Linked DNA regions of Homo sapiens: region 2 is linked to region 1. A link is an interaction called in ENCODE POLR2A ChIA-PET data of the cell type or tissue named here. Cell type or tissue: Panc1. All regions are shown on one strand.

What was found. Peaks named below come from ENCODE experiments on the same cell type or tissue, not always from the same donor. Only the 100,000 strongest peaks of a DNase experiment are listed, where the experiment ranks them.
Region 2: POLR2A ChIA-PET joins it to region 1 with 11 read pairs; 2 of 35 experiments call an interaction of 5 or more read pairs at or near these places.

The regions. Positions count from the first base shown.
Region 1 is chr20:33,276,606-33,284,605 of GRCh38, forward strand. BPIFB1 (BPI fold containing family B member 1) reads left to right here and starts at 6,609. Exons shown (of 16, transcript NM_033197.3): 1 at 6,609-6,649. RefSeq lists enhancers at 4,681-5,181, 5,182-5,682. In Panc1, no CTCF peak of the experiment used is centred here; no DNase peak of the experiment used is centred here.
Region 2 is chr20:33,462,261-33,470,260 of GRCh38, forward strand. No RefSeq gene overlaps it. Among named protein-coding and RNA genes, the nearest start is that of SNTA1, 22 kb to the left of the region's middle. In Panc1, no CTCF peak of the experiment used is centred here; no DNase peak of the experiment used is centred here.

The DNA.
Region 1 (8,000 bases):
CACCGCGTAGTGTGTCCAGGTGCACTCTCCACAGGCCGCCCAGCTCCCTCCTGAGCTTCAGAAAGCACCCAAGAGATTGGCAGAGAGAGGAGAGAGACAGTGGGTAAGAGAGAGACAGGGCAGGGACAGCCTGAGGAGGAGGGAAGGAGAGACAGAAAGAGAAGGGGATGGCAAGAGCAAGACAGAGACCTCTGGGAAAGCCAGACAGTGAAGACAAGCAGGCTACCCGAGGCCTGGTTTTGAGGATCTGAGCACACTGTCCCCTGCCTTGGGGGAGGCTCCATACAGCCCACAGCGTTCTGGGAGGCACTGAGGGCCTCAGGACCCCAGCCCTGCTTGTGCTCCATTCCCATCCCCAATCCCATCTCACCTCCAGCCCCTGGTTCTGACTCCTCATGAGAACATCCCCAGCTCCCCTTCCCTGCCACCCGCCCCACTCCCTTCCCCTCCAGCCCACCTTCCCTGCCACCCGCCCCACTCCCTTCCCCTCCAGCCCACCTTCCCTGCCACCCGCCCCACTCCCTTCCCCTCCAGCCCACCTTCCCTGCCACCCGCCCCACTCCCTTCCCCTCCAGCTCCCCTTCCCTGCCACCCGCCCCACTCCCTTCCCCTCCAGCCCACCTTCCCTGCCACCCACCCCACTCCCTTCCCCTCCAGCCCACCTTCCCTGCCACCCGCCCCACTCCCTTCCCCTCCAGCCCACCTTCCCTGCCACCCGCCCCACTCCCTTCCCCTCCAGCCCACCTTCCCTGCCACCCGCCCCACTCCCTTCCCCTCCAGCCCACCTTCCCTGCCACCCGCCCCACTCCCTTCCCCTTCAAGCGACTCAGGCAAGCTCCCAGACACTCTTTCCAAAACCCACCCTCCTTCCTTTGCCCCTGAAAGGCTCCCACTCTGGAATGCCCTCCCCTCCTAACACATCCCTATCCCTTAAGCCCAGATCAAATGTCACCTCTTCCAGGAAGCCTTCTCTGAACTATTCCCCAGGGAAGCATTGTGATGCCATTGCTGATAGCAGCAACAAAAGCCCAGTCATGCCAGTTCCAGAATCACCAGGAAAGAAAGAAAGAAATCATTTTTCCCCTCCCTAATCAGGCAGGTTATCCCCTTCTGGGCCCCACTGAGCTGCCAGCGACTGTCACACACGAGGCAGGTGCCAGCCTCCCTCTCTCTCAGTGCTGACCATACCATCTGTGTGTTTGCCCCTGTTCTACTGTTTGACATACTTGACCTGTGCTGGCCTTATTAAGCCCATCCTGTCTGCACCCTGGCATTTGTATTGCTCGTCTGGCCCTAATAACAATCCCTGTGTCACCTCTATCCTGGTACTTTGCACACTTGGCCAAGGCTCACGGCAGTGAAAGCAACACATCACCCTGCCTGGGTTCCCATTCCTGGAGCTCTGAGCCTACGCACATGCTGCCCACGTGGATGAAAATCCCAGCACTCAGCCGGCTGCCTGCATCCACCTCTGTTGGGTCACCCAACACACCTTCATCAACTGGACTGTGGGCCCCACGAGGGCAGAGATCTGGTCTTTGTCTCCCCCCAAGAGCTAGGACAGCTTCCAACTTAGCCAGGGTTCATTTGCACTGAATTTAATCTATTTCTGTCCCACAAAAGAGGGATTATGTTGTAAGTTCCAGTAATGATTTCTTTATTTCTTTCCTGGTGGTTCCGGGACCGGCATGACTGGGCGTTTGTTGCTGCTATCAGCAATGGCATCACAATAATTCCTCAGAGTCCCAGGTTGGTGGGGGCTGTGGGTCGGGCATTGGGAAAGGAATGAGGTTTCCTCCACTCCCTTGTCCTGCGCCCAACCTTTATTGACTCATTTGCAGGCCATTTAGTGGGGTTGTTTACATATCCAATACATATATTTAGTGTAAACATTTTTTTAATTCTGAAAAATACCAAGAAGATGGTGAAAGTGACCTGTGATCACACCACCAAGAAACGTGTACTGTTGATGCATTTCCTTCCAGTATTTTTTTCTAGATTAAAAAAAATTTTTTTTTGTTAAAAAATAGAAGAAACAGTTTCCCTTTTCACTTACTTCTGTTGGTTGGTCTACATTGTTTTGTGATGGCTGCCTGGTGGCCCACGGTTTATTTAATAAATCCCATTGCTGGATGTTAAGGCGGGTCCCACTTTAGGGCTATTCCAGGTAAGGCTGCAGTGAGCATCCTCACAGTTCTCTATGCTCAAATCACTGGCCAGTTCCCTTGGCAGAACCTCCACTGACCCTGGGTCAATGGGTTTGATCTTCCTAACAACATACTTGACCTCAGAAACAGCCCAGTCCTCATTGCATAAGAACTGAGCCCCCTCCACTATAAGCAAAGGTCATCACAGCCAGCCTGGCCACTGCATCGTGGAGCCCAACATCTTTATTCTATAGCTGGGGAGACTGAGGCTCAGAGAGAACTGACTTATCCAAAACCAGCCCAAAGGTAGTGGCAAACTCCATGTCATCTAGGGATTTTCTCCCCACTCCATTATCTTTAATATTTTGCAAGAAAATCCATAATCCTTAACAAGGATGCTGGTGGGATGTAGCAAGGATGAAGCATCTGTGTCTGCTCATGACCGACATTGTTAATCAATCACCACATTCTCTCCTGCTGAGCCCAGACCCTTGAAAGCTTCAAGAGCCATCACCAGGCAGCTGAAATTGGTACAAGAGCAAAATGCTTCTACCATGCTGGTGGAGCATCTTTGGTGGCAACAATGGAGGACCTGAGCTTCTTTAGGAGTGGCTTGAATTCTTGCTTTCCTTCTTTCTTTCGAGCCAGTGACAGTTGGCAAGGCCTCTGATTTCCATCTGTCCACGTCATCAGAAACCCTCTCTGGTTTTCCGCATGACTGCAGTCTTCCCAGGAGAGCTTGGCCCTCGTTCTGGCTGGAGATGGTAGGGCAGGCTGGGTCAGTGCGTGGAGCATGGGCTCTCAATTCAGACAGAAATGGGTCCCAATCCTGGCCCTCTGCTTTATGGTTGTGGGACCTTAGGCAAGTCAATTCCCTTCTCCAAGGTCCTACTTCATCTGGAAAATGGGAGGATAAAAACCCCTATTTTCTCCTCTCTTGGCCTCAGTTTGGTGATCTGTAGAATGGAGATGATCTTTTCCACTCTGCCATCTTGCTGTGTCTGAGCATCCAGCTTTGATTTAACATCAGATTATCTCCCCACCCCTAACCGAGGCTTCTGTGGATCAGCTTGGTGGGAAAGGGGAGAAGAGGTGTGTGTTCTCTCCCTGCACTTCCCTCTCCTTCTCTTTCTCTCTCTCTCTCTCTCTCTCTCTCTCTCCATCCAGAAGGAAGAAAAGGGGCAGGAGAATTTTCCTTTGACTGATATTGTTGCCAGGTAGTTCCCAACTCTCTGGGGAGCCCAAAAAATGTTGAGAGCCAAGTCTTGTCGGCACCTTCAAAGAGGTAGTCTTACCTCCCTGTGGGGCTTCTTGACCTGCACCCCCCACACCAGGGCAGAGCCTCTTTGATGGCTAACTGTCCCGCAGGCCACCCCAGCCACTCCCAGCCCCTGGTTCTCTAGCGTCCTCTCCAGGTGGTGATACTAGGAAGGACTTCAAGCAGCCCTAGACCGATCTTCGTCTTGCAGGGTCCACACCCGGCCCTGGGAAAACACACACACACATGCGCTTTGACCCTGCCCAGAGGGAACAGAGAGCAGTAATTTTCCACTTACGGAAGTCACTTTGCCCAACATGACTTCAACTCATCAGGAGACACAACCCAGTCTACTGCAAGCCCCAACTCCAGGGGAGACAAACCTCAAGCCCCTAAGTGGTCCCTGAAAAGGTCCCTCCTGCTAGGCCTGCATTGAGGCCCAAACACCTCCTGCCCTCCTCCCTGGGAGAGGAGGAGGGACCACAGCTGTCTCCCAAGAAATACCTCTGCCATCTTCTTCCTGTCCCTTCTTGGCCCTTTCGTTGCCTTAATCTGGGTCAGGGCCCCCTGCATGAGAGATGCAGGAGCTGTGCAACTGGTTTTTAGCCACTGCTTGGTCTGTGGCCCAGGACCTCTCCTTGGTATACAGCATCTGGGAAATCATGGTGCCTAAAACAACACTCAAGTTTTCAGACCCAGTTCCAGTAAATGCTAGTAAGGACACCCTCAGTGTGCAGCAAAAAGAGCCCTACCTTAGAGAGGGTGGTCCCCTTGTCCCCTGCTCCCCCACCCCACCCCAGGAGGCAACACTGTAGCTGAGACTTGGTGAATTAGAAGAAGCCAGAATGAGAGCTGGAAGGAGAGCGCTCCTGGGATAAGGCCAGCATGTGCGCAGGCCCTGGGGTGGGAGTGAGAGGAGCGAGGGATGAAGTAGAGAGAGGTGAGGGCTGAAAGGTGGCCAGCAGCCAAACATGCTGGGAAGAGGACATCCAGGCCAGGTGGAGCAGCAGTCAGGCAGCTTTATGCAGATGTTGCGTTCTTTTTTGTGTGTGTGAGACAGAGTCTTGCTCTGTAGCCCGGGCGGGAGTGCAGTGGTGCGATCTTGGCTCACTGCAACCTCTGCCTCCTGGGTTCAAGTGGTTCCCCTGCCTCAGCCTTCTGAGTAACTGGGTCTACAGGCACGTGCCACCTAAAAACCATGCCCGTCTAATTTTTTTTTTTTTTTTTTTTTAGAGACAGGGTTTCACCATGTTGACCAGGCTGATCTCAAACTCCTGACCTCAGGTAATCCACCAGTATTTGCCTCCCAAAATGCTGGTATTACAGGTGTGAATTTACCACTTGCTGAATTCTCTGATGTTTCAAGCATTTCTCATGACCTTACGAGACCCTCAAAATAGTCCCATTTCACAATGGAGGAAACAGTCTCATAGAGAAGAAGCAATTTTCCCAAGGCTGACAGCTGTCAGTATAGGAGCAGGAATCTGAGCCGTGTCTGTCGGCCTCCACAGGCTTCCTCCTGCACTCCTGCGCTTCTTCCCAGACAGGGCACAATTAGGTTTTCAGGAGGGTGAAGGAGGTACTCCAGAAAGAGGACACGGCACAAAAAGGCCTGGGAGCTGAAGAGAGGTGGAGCCAAGGCCAAGAGACGCCAGCAACCTGAGGAGGGGCCACGCGGTACTGAGGGCAGGTGTGGAGTCTGGGGACCATGGGCCTGCAGAGATGCAGCCAGCTTTGCTGTCCCAGCACGTGGCAGGAAGCAGGAGCTGATGCGGCCCCAGGTCTTGGCATTGGGCCCGAGCACCGCACAGAGGGTCATTGTCCATGGGCAGTGGGCATGGCCAGCTGGGAAGCCAAGCAGGGGCATTTGCCTCTCTGGAGATGTGCCCAAGGGATCGGCAGGGTCCTCCCAAGAGCTCTCTCAAAACACCTCACCTTTAGGTATTCAGGGCTTTTGGTGTGTTTGCAAACATGGCAGGACAGCAAACGCTCTTCACCTTGTTCTTCTTGTCAAAAAGCAGGAGGAAGAGACCAGCCAGGGCCTGGCCACGTACTTTGTGACCTCAGAACACTTACTGCCCCTGACTTGTCTGCTGCAGATGGAGACAGGATTCAACAATGGCCATCCCAGCTCTAAACCACAATTCCATTCTTCTAGACAAAAACTGGGTAGCAAGGATAATTCCCCAGATGACATCAAAAGGCCATGTTGGTGTCACCACCACCTCCAGTGCTAAATTGAAGTCTCAGGGGAAGGACAGTGTGGCGGTTAAGAGGGTCCGGTCTGGACTGATGATCGGGTTCAGGTCCCAAAGCTGGAATCCCTGGTCATGTGACCTTGAGCAAGTCACTCGCCTCTCTGAGCCTCAGGTGCCCTCTGTAACATTAACGCTGCTGATGCCCACCTCTGGGTGACTGTGCAGGCTGCGTGAGCCAAGACCTGGGCCCAGGTGGTGGATGACAGCGTCCTGCTGGGCTCTGACATTTGTCCTTTAGGTTCATGGTCATCCCTCCTTATTCTTTTGGTCCACAAGTGCTCATGGAGATTCCTAAAGATGCAGACAAGGTAGAGCAGATTTTAATTGCTGCGGAATGAATGAATGAATGAAATGAAAGCCCATGCTAAGCACTGTGTAGGCATGCACTTCAACTCATGCTCTTAACAACCTATGAGGAGGAGCTACTATTATCCCCATGCTATAGATGAGGTCATTGGGGCCCAGAGAGGTGAAGTACCTTGCCCAAGGGCACACAGCAAAGCAGTGGCAAAAATAGGATTCAAATCTATTCTCCTGGGTGAATTAATTGATGGAGATGTGTATCTTTGATGTATTTAGGAATAAGGGGTGGGTAAGGCTACTCCTTCCTTTTCCCAAATTGATTATCTGGATTAAACAATTGTTGTAATCCCTCTACAAAGGCTCATCCTATTATAAGCAATAATAATATTAATGGCAACGGCCACTCACATTTATGGAGTGCTTATTCTGCTATATGCACTGTGCTTCTCTCAGCCTGGACCTTCCTTTCTCCAAACCTCAGGAAGCTGGAGTCCCAAGGCTGCCTCCGGGCGGGGCTGTGGTTCAGCAGAAGCCACAAATATTTACCTTGGAGACCTCGGCCTGGTCTGAGGCCTCTGCCTAAAGACAAAGCCTGTGCTGGGGTGTGCAGGATATAAGGTTGGACTTCCAGACCCACTGCCCGGGAGAGGAGAGGAGCGGGCCGAGGACTCCAGCGTGCCCAGGTAAAAGTAGGGAAGGGGCTGAAAGCCAAGGTTGCCAGGAAGGTTCTGAGCTAGAGATACCTGTTGGGGTCAGGTCAGGAGCACAGGGGAGGCTCGCCCTCAGGGAAGGGCCCTCGGTGAGTCAGGATCCGCTGAGGGTCAGGGCCAGGTGTAGAGAGATGCCCAGCTCCCTCGCCCAGAGGACCAAAGGGCAGTGACGAAGGGATGGGGCTGGCTGAGTGTTTTCCTGACCTCTTCCTAGTGACATAAACCCACTCTGCACATACCAGTTGCTCTGTCCCAGCTGTGCTGCGGTGGTGCTGGGACAAAAGAAGCATGAGACGCAGACTCTGTCCCTCAAAGAACTCCCAGTGCAGGACAATGTGGTGCCCAAGGAAGACCCAGGGACATGGGAGTGGAGGACAGTCAAAGAAGGGATCCTGGAAGAGGTGATGTGTTGGTTGCAAAGCCGAGTAGAAGGCGATTGGGCAAAGGAGGAGAGAAAGATATTCCACGAAGGGGAACTAGCAGAAGCAAAGGCTGGGAGAGGAGGTGCCATATGACAGGGGCGTGTGTGGTGCCTGGATCTGGGGGAGGAGAGTCTTTTCCACAGGAGGGAAACAGGGATGCTACCATCCTCGTGGGTCCCTGGGTTTCTCTGATCCAAAGAGGACTGAGCAGTGTGTACAGATAATGCAGGACAGACAGAGTCAAGGTATTTGCAAGGAAAATATGGAGTGGGGCCACAGGGGTGCCTGGATGCCGGGGTTCAGCTCTGTCTTCTGGCTTTGGCTGCAAGGTGTCTCCTTCTGACTCCAATATTAGTAATAATACCTGTCATAATTATCGTGGAAGCTACCATCTACTGAACGCTTGGCCATGCCAGGCCACAAATAGATTGTCTCATTTAATCTTCCCAAAAAGCCTATGACATAAGTACTATAATTATTCCCCATTTTATAGATGAGTAAATGGAGGCTCAGAAAGGGTAAGTCACTTGTCAAAGATCACAGAGCAAGTGGTAGAGGCAGGCCTCCAACTAGGGTTCATCTGGCTGCCAAGCCAATAATATTTTCCCCTCCACCTTCAGGCCTCCTAACACTAACCTTTTCAGCTTAGCAGGCTCAGATTTCCAATTCTTTCGGGGCTTCCAGAGGCTATGCAATTATTCAGCAGCCATTTATTAAGCACCTGGTCTATGCCAACCACTATACTGGATGCCAGGGACACAGCAGGGAGCAGGCAGACCCAGCCCTCCCTCCCAGAGCTCACAGCTTGGTCAGGGAAGCAGAGGCTGAATCATTATTGCAAGGGTCTCAGAAGAGCTCACACTGCTCCAGGGCACAGGAGACACATGTCATCCGGATGCCAC
Region 2 (8,000 bases), 190 kb after region 1:
GAAATTGCATCCCAGCTCCACCAACTACCAGCTGTGTGGCCTTGGGCAGTCAGCCTCTCTGTACTTTAGTTTCCTATGTGAAAAATTGGGATCAGAATAGTAGCTGCCTCTTAGGCTTGTTGTGAGGATTAAATAAGAGCACAGAACGGGCACAATACATGTTCAAGTCATTATTACTGTTATTATTATTACTACAACTACTACTGCTGTACTTTCTTCCACACCCACCCTGGTACCAATTCCTACAGATTCAACCTCCTAAAAGCCTCTCAAAGCAGTCTCTGGCCTCCATTTCCCAGGCCTGGCCCTTCCTATCATTTCATGCCTCTATTAGGGGCTCCTTAAAACAGATTGTCAGGTTTGGTGTGGTGGCCTGAGCCTGTAATCCCAGCTGCTCAGGAGGCTGAGACAGGAGAATGGCTTGAACCTGGGAGGTGGAGGTTGAAGTGAGCCGAGATCACGCCACTGCACTCCAGCCTGGGCAACGCAGCGAGGCTCCATCTCAAAAGCAACGACAACAGGTCACCAGTCCCCACCCCAGAGTTACTGATTCAGTGGCTCTGCAGCAGCCTGAGAATGTGTATTTTTAGCAAGTTCCCAGGCGATGACCATGCTGTCAGTCCAAGAGTCACACTTTGACAACCTCTGCTTCTGAGCTCTGCCCAATTTCTCTCATGAGCTCTGCCCAATTTCTCTTTACTCATCTAACCCTTCTCCAGGCTGGTGGCCTCAGGGCTGGGGGGATTCTGTGGGTGGAGATCAGTCAAGGATAGTCAGAGGCTGGGATTGTGAAAAGGGGTTGGCCTCTGGCTCCAGGTTTTGTTCTTCACCCTGGAATCTGCTGCTTTGTACCAGCCAAAGTCAGGGTGCTCCTAGGGCCTGAAAATCCTACACCCTGGTTACACACACACACACACGCAAACACACACACTCCTCCCCTATTATTTACTCCAAAAGTCCCATGCACATGCATGACCCTGGGGTGGTCCCCTCCAAGCCCCCCTACCCTGCCCCACGCAGGCCAGAGCTCACCCACCCTCAGGATTCATCGCTGACGGCCCTGCATCCCTTTCCTCACAGATGTTTCACTTACCCTATTCTCTGCTCTGAAATTCCCTCAAAAGCATTCACTAGTAATTTTTCTAAATCACAGTAATTACCTCATTACTTTGATATTAATAGACTTCGCTTGGCAGCAAGGAGCCAGTTGAAAGGTGCCCAGGCTCTGTGTGTGGGGAGGGATTCCTGGAGGCAGCCCCACGTGAGTGCTGGCCGGGCTGCAGCCCTGTGTCTCACCCTGGCCTGCTTGCCTCCCCAGCCTGCCTGGGCTCTCATGTGCTCTTCCCCAAGTCAGGGAAAATCTTTGAACCACCCACTTCTGAGAAATGGTGAAAGAGAGAAGGAAGGAAGAAACGAAAGACACAGGAAAGGGGCCAGGAGCAGTGGCTCACCCCTATAATCCCAGCACTTTGGCAGGCGAAGGTGGGAGGATTGCTTGAGCTCAGGACTTCGAGACCAACCTGGGTAACACAGTGAAACCCTGTCTCTACAAAAAAATCAAAAATTAGCTGGGCCTGGTGGTGCACACCTGTAGTCTTAGCTACTCAGGAGGCTGAGGTGGGAGGATCTCTTGACCCCAGGAGGCAGAGGTTGCAGTGAGCCGAGATTGCATCACTACACTCCACATTGGGTGACAGTAAGAGACCCTGTCTCTTTTTTTTTTTTTTTTTTGAGAGAGAGTCTCACTCTGTCACCCAGGCTAAAGTGCAGTGGCACCATCTCAGCTCACTGTAAATTCCACCTCCCAGATTCAAGTGATTCTTGAGCCTCAGCCTCCTGAGTAGCTGGGATTACAGGTGCATGCCACTACACCTGGCTAATTATTGTATTTTGAGTAGAGGCACAGTTTCACCATGTTGGCCAGGCTGGTCTTAAACTTCTGACCTCGGGTGATCCACCCACCTCGGCCTCCTAAAATGCTTGGATTACAGGCGTGAGCCACCGCACCCAGCCCAAGAGACCCTGTCTCAAAAAAAAAAAAAAAGGCTGGGCATGGTTGCTCATACCCGCATACCTGTAATCCCTGCACTTTGGGAGACTGAGGCAGGCAGATCACTTGTGGTCAGGAGTTCAAAACCAGGCTGACCAACATGGCAAAACCCTGTCTCTACCAAAAATACAAAAGTTATCTGGGCATGGTGGCAGGCGTCTGTAATCCCAGTACATGAGAGGCTGAGGCAGGAGAATCACTTGAACCCAGGAGGCGGAGGTTGCAGTGAGCCAAGATCGTGCCACTGCACTCCAGCCTGGGCAACACAGAGACTTCATCTTGAAAGGAAGAAGGAAGGAAAGCTGGGCACTATGGCTCATGCCTGTAATCCCAGCACTTTGGGAGGCCGAAGCAGGCAGATCACGAGGTCAGGAGATCGAGACCATCCCGGCTAACACGGTGAAACCTGTTTCTACTAAAAATACAAAAAATTAGCCAGGTGTGGTGGCAAGTACCTGTAGTCCCAGCTACATGGGAGGCTGAGGTAGGAGAATCACTTGAACCCGGGAGGCGGAGGTTACAGTGACCTGAGATCGTGCCACTGCACTCCAGCCTCGGCGACAGAGAGAGAGAGAGAGAGAAACAGAGAGAAAGAAAGGAAGGAAAGAAAGCGAGAGAGAGAGAGGGGGAGAGAGAGAGAGAGAGAGAGAGAGAGGAAGGAAGGAAGGAAGGAAGGAAGGAAGGAAGGAAGGAAGGAAAGAAGGAAGGAGAAAATCAAGGATGATGAGGTTTAGGACGCACGTACTGAGTCCTTACTATCTGCCAGATGCCTTCCTTGCATTATCTTTCCTCATCCTCAGGACTGTTCTCTATGATGAGGCCTCAGGGGGCTGCATTTCAGCTGGGGAAATTGAGAGCTTAGGTGATCTGCCCAAGGACTCACTCTCAGTAGCAGATCTGGATTAACGCAGGTAGGCCTGACTCCCAAGCCTAACCTCCTAACCATGAGGCTCTTCTGCAAGCATCCTCCACTCTAGGCCTCAGTTTCCCCATTCATAGCAGTCAGAGACTCTGTTGATGAGGGCTCACTGAGAGCCAGACACCAGTTTGCCACCTGGCCCATTGCACTTAATCCTATTACTGCATTTGAATCTATGACATGTTATAACCACGGGGCCATGCTGCCTTGGTTTTACCTGCTCACTCTCAAGTTGATGATAAGTGAGTTTCCAAGTCCAAGAGTCTCCAGGAACGTTGCAGACTTCCTCTACAAACAGGATCAGGAAGAGAAGATCTCAGCAGAAAGGCACCCCGGGGTGGGACAGGCCAGGGCTGAGAGTGATTGGGCAGCCACAGACTAGACTAGCCAAGCTGGTCAGGGTCAGGGTGGGGGTGCAGTATAGAGGATCCTTTGTCAGGGCAGAAGCTGCAAGCCTCCCCATCCCCACCATCTGGCTCCAGCTCCAGCCCAGTGATGCATGATGAGGAGAATGTTGGGGGGGTGTTGCTGAGGGCTGCCCACCTGCTCTGCCTCCTGGGATAAGCCAACCCGAGACCTCCCAGGCCCATCTGGCTAACACATCCCTAGGCCCTGACCACCCCTGGGACTCCTTTTGACAGACTGAAATTGGCCGGGAGTGTGGCCAGCCTGTCAGGGTCACAGGTCACCATTAATCTGCCAGAACAAGGGAGGGCAGGCGGGTGGGCAAGCAGCCGGTGTGGGCAAAGCCCTGGCAGTTCCTGCCGTCTGCTGTGGTGGCTGTGGAGAGAGGCTTTCCTCTTCTGGGAGGCAGGGAGATGGATTAGAAAGAATCTAGGACCCTAGGAAAATTGAAGATACTCACGTCTCACTACCCAGCAATTCCACTTCTAGGTGGGGCCCCAGTGAAACTCACCCCTGTGCACAAGGTGTCATTGAAGCATAGCATGTGATAGTGAAATACCAGAAGAAAAGTAAGCGCCCATCAATAGGGAACAGGATAAATATAAAAACTGAGACAATCATATTCAATGATTAAGGCTGAGAACTGAGGTCCTCTATGTCAACAAGATTTGACTGTTTCAAGAAATTCTTACCTGGAAAGATAAGACTGTAAACCAATAAATAGCCTCACCGTTTGCCTCAGGAAACTCTTGCAAACCAATTTTTTTTTTTTTTTTTGCAAGAAGTTGGTTCACCTTGGCAAATACTTCCCTTTTTCAGACAACACTTTACTCTTCAATGTATCAAGAGCTTCTTCTCAAATGGTGAGCACTCCTAAGCTCTTTTTTTTTTTTTTTTTTCAGACAGTCTCACTGTCACCCAGGCTGAAGTGCAGTGGTGCAATCTCAGCTCACTGCAACCTCCGCCTCCTGGGTTCAAGCCATTCTCCCGTCTCAGCCTCCCAAGTAGCTGGGATTACAGGCGCCCACCACCACGCCTGGCTAATTTTTGTATTTTTAGTAGAGATGGGGTTTCCCCATGTTGGTCAGGCTGGCCTCAAACTCCTGGCCCCAGGTGATCCACCCACCTCGGCCTCCCAAAGTGCTGGGATTATAGGTGTGAGCCACCACACCCGGCCACTTTTTTTTTTTAAGGGACAGCATCTTCCTTTGATGCCCAGGCTGGAGTGCAGTGGCATGGTCATAGCTCCCTGCAGCCTTGAACTCTTGGTCTCAAGCATTCCTCCCACCTCAGCCTCTCAAGTAGCTGGGACTTACAGGTGTGTGCCACCACACCTGGCTAATGTTTAAACTTTTTGTAGAGATGGGGTCTCACTATGTTGACCAGGCTCATGGGATGTTTTTGTTTTTGTTTTTGTTTTACTCTTGTTGCCCAGGCGGGAGTGCAATGGAACCATCTCGGTTCACTGTAAACTCCACCTCCTGGGTTCAAGCGATTCTCCTGCCACAGCCTCCAGAGTAGCTGAGGTTACAGGCATGCGCCACCACCCCCAGCAAATTTTTTAGTAGAGGCAGGGTTTCTCCATGTTGGTCAGGCTGGTCTTGAACTCCCGGCCTCAGGTGATCCGCTCACCTCAGCCCCCCAAAGTGCTGGGAATCCAGATATGAGCCACTGGTCCCAGCCACAAACAAATGGCATAATTTCTTTTTTTTTCTTTTTATTTTTTGACACGGAGTTTCGCTTTTTTGCCCAGGCTGGAGTGCAGTGCTGCGATCTCGGCTCACTGCAACCTCAGCCTCCTGGGTTCAAGCTATTCTCTTGCCTCAGCCACCCCCCGAGGAGCTGGGATTACAGGCATGTGCCACCACACCTGGCTAATTTTTGTATTTTTAGTAGAGAGGGGGTTTCACCGTGTTGGCCAGGCTGGTCTCGAACTCCTGACCTCAGATAATCCACCCATCTTGGCCTCCCAAAGTGCTGGAATTACAGGTGTGAGGCACCGCGCCCGGCCATGGGCTGTTTTTATAATAGCCATCCGATGGGTGTTTAAAGTGGGATTTAAAAAAAATACGGGCCAGATGTGGCTCACACCTTTAATCCCAGCACTTGAGGAGGCTGAGGCAGATGGATTACTTGAGCTCAGGAGTTCGAGACCAGCCTGGCCAACATGGCGAAACCCCATCTCTACTAAAAACACAAAAATTAGCCAGGCGTGGGGCAGGTGCCTGTAATCCCTGCTACTGGAGAGGCTGAGGCAAGAGAATCCCTTGAACCTGGGAGGCAGAGGTTGCAGTGAGCCAAGACTTCCTCTCAAAAAAAAAAAAAATACAGATGGGATGGGCCAGTGCAGTGGCTCACGCCTGTAATCCCAACACTTTGGGAGGCTGAGGTGAGCAGATCACTTGAGGTTAGGAGTTTGAGACCAGCCTGGCCAACATGGTGAAACCCCGTCTCTACTAAAAATACAAAATTAGCTGGGCATGGTAGCGTGCACCTGTAATCTCAGCTACTTGGGAGGTTGAGGTAGGAGAATCGCTTGAACTTGGGAGGCACAGGTTGGAGTGAGCCTAGATCACACCATTGCACTCCAGTCTGGGTGACAGAGCAAGACCATGTCTCAAAAAATAAAAAAATACAGATGGACCACGACTTACACCTATAATCCCAACACTTTAGGAGTCCGAAGCAGGCAGATGACCTGAGATCAGGAATTTGAGACCAGCCTGGGCAACATGGTGAAACCCCGTCTCTACTAAAAAGACAAAAAAGTAGCCTGGCCTAGTGGCGCATGCCTATAATCCCAGCTACTCAGAGGGCTGAGACAGTAGAATTGTTGAACCCCGGAGGCGGAGGTTGCAGTGAACTGAGATGGTGCATCCCTACATATGTATATAGGGATGGATGCGGTGGCTCAACCCTATAATTCCAGCACTTTGGGAGACCGAGGCGGGCGGATCACTTGAGGCCAGGAGTTCAAGACCAACCTGGCCAACATGGGGAAACCCTGTCTCTACTAAAAATATAAAACAGCCGGGCGTGGTGGCAGGCTCCTGTAATCCCCACTACTTGGAAAGCTGAGGCAGGAGAATCACTTGAACCTGGGAGGCAGAGGTTGCAATGAGCCAAGATCACACCATTGCACTTCAACCTGGGCAACAGAGTGAGACTCTGTCTCAAAAAAAAAAAAAAAAAAAAAAAAAAGGCCGGGCGCAGTGGCTCACGCCTGTAATCCCAGCACTCTGGGAGGCTGAGGCAGGGGGAACACCTGAGGTCACGAGATCAAGACCAGCCTGGCCATGGTGAAACCTCGTCTCCAATAAAAATACAAAAAAGTAGCTGGGCATGGTGGTGCGCACCTGTAATCCCAGCTACTCGGGAGGCTGAGGCAGGAGAATCGCTTGAACCTGGGAGGCGGAGGCTGCAGTGAGCTGACACAGTGCCATTGCACTTCAGCCTCGGCAACAAGAGCGAAACTCCGTGTCAAATAAAAAAAAATATATATATATGTGTATATATATATATATGTATATATCCCCATTGTGCAGAAGAGGAAGAGGAGGAGGCTCAGAGGGTCCAGGGAGCCACCCACAGCCACATATGGCAGAAGTAGGATCTGACCTTAGCACTGAAATTCTTACCCTCTATAATTTGGTGCCTTCCACGGAACCTTATCCTGATCCCAAGAGTTCAGTAGAGGGTCCTACACATCAGGAAGTTTAAGTAACTCAGTGATAGTAATAACTTATATTTAATGAGCACTTGCCAAGCACCAGGCCCCTTGCTAAGCTCTGAATCCTCACAACCCTAGTGAGCAGGTTTTTGTTTTTGTTTTTTTTGAGACAGTCTTGCTGTCATCGAGGCTGGGGTGCAGTGGCACAGTCACAGCTCCTCATCCTACCTCAGCCTCCCAGGTAGCTGGGACTACAGTTGTGCACCACCACACCCAGCTAATTTTTGTATTTTTGGTACAGATGGGGTTTCACCATGTTGCCCAGGCTGGTCTCGAACTTCTGGGCTCAAGCAATCCACCTGCCTCGGCCTCCCAAAGTGCTGACATTACAGGCATGAGGCACTGAGCCTGGCCTGAGCCCACATCATTCGGCTCTCTGATGTGGAAATAGAGTCTCAAATGGGTCAAGAGATTTGCTGAAAGTCACACAGTAATAGCATCAATCTGTTTGGTTGCAGAACCATAACTGTCCTATTCTTGGGTGCCTCATGGGGGATCCTCAGGGCCATGACTTCCAGACCATTTCTGAGCTTCATCAGTGGTACCTTCCCAGTCTGCAGATGCTATGTGACCTTCATCTTGGTTTCTTGGGCCCCCAAAGCCTCCTTCCAGTACCAGCAAGCTCCAAACCAAATAGGGTCTTATTGAGGCACCAGGAGCCTGGCTGGGACCCAGAAAGAGCCAAGTGTCCCCTGCCACACACAACACCAGGAGGCAGCAAGGGCGATCCCCAGCCCCCAGACTCCCAGCATCTGTGATGCTATAACATTCCAAACAGTAGAATTCTCTGGCTGTGAAATTCTAAGTAATAGAACTCAGAAGGCTTGAAGTTCTAATCAATCAGGAAAACTTCCAGATGAAGGGAAGCTGCTGGGGTGCAAAAATCTCAGAGAGCA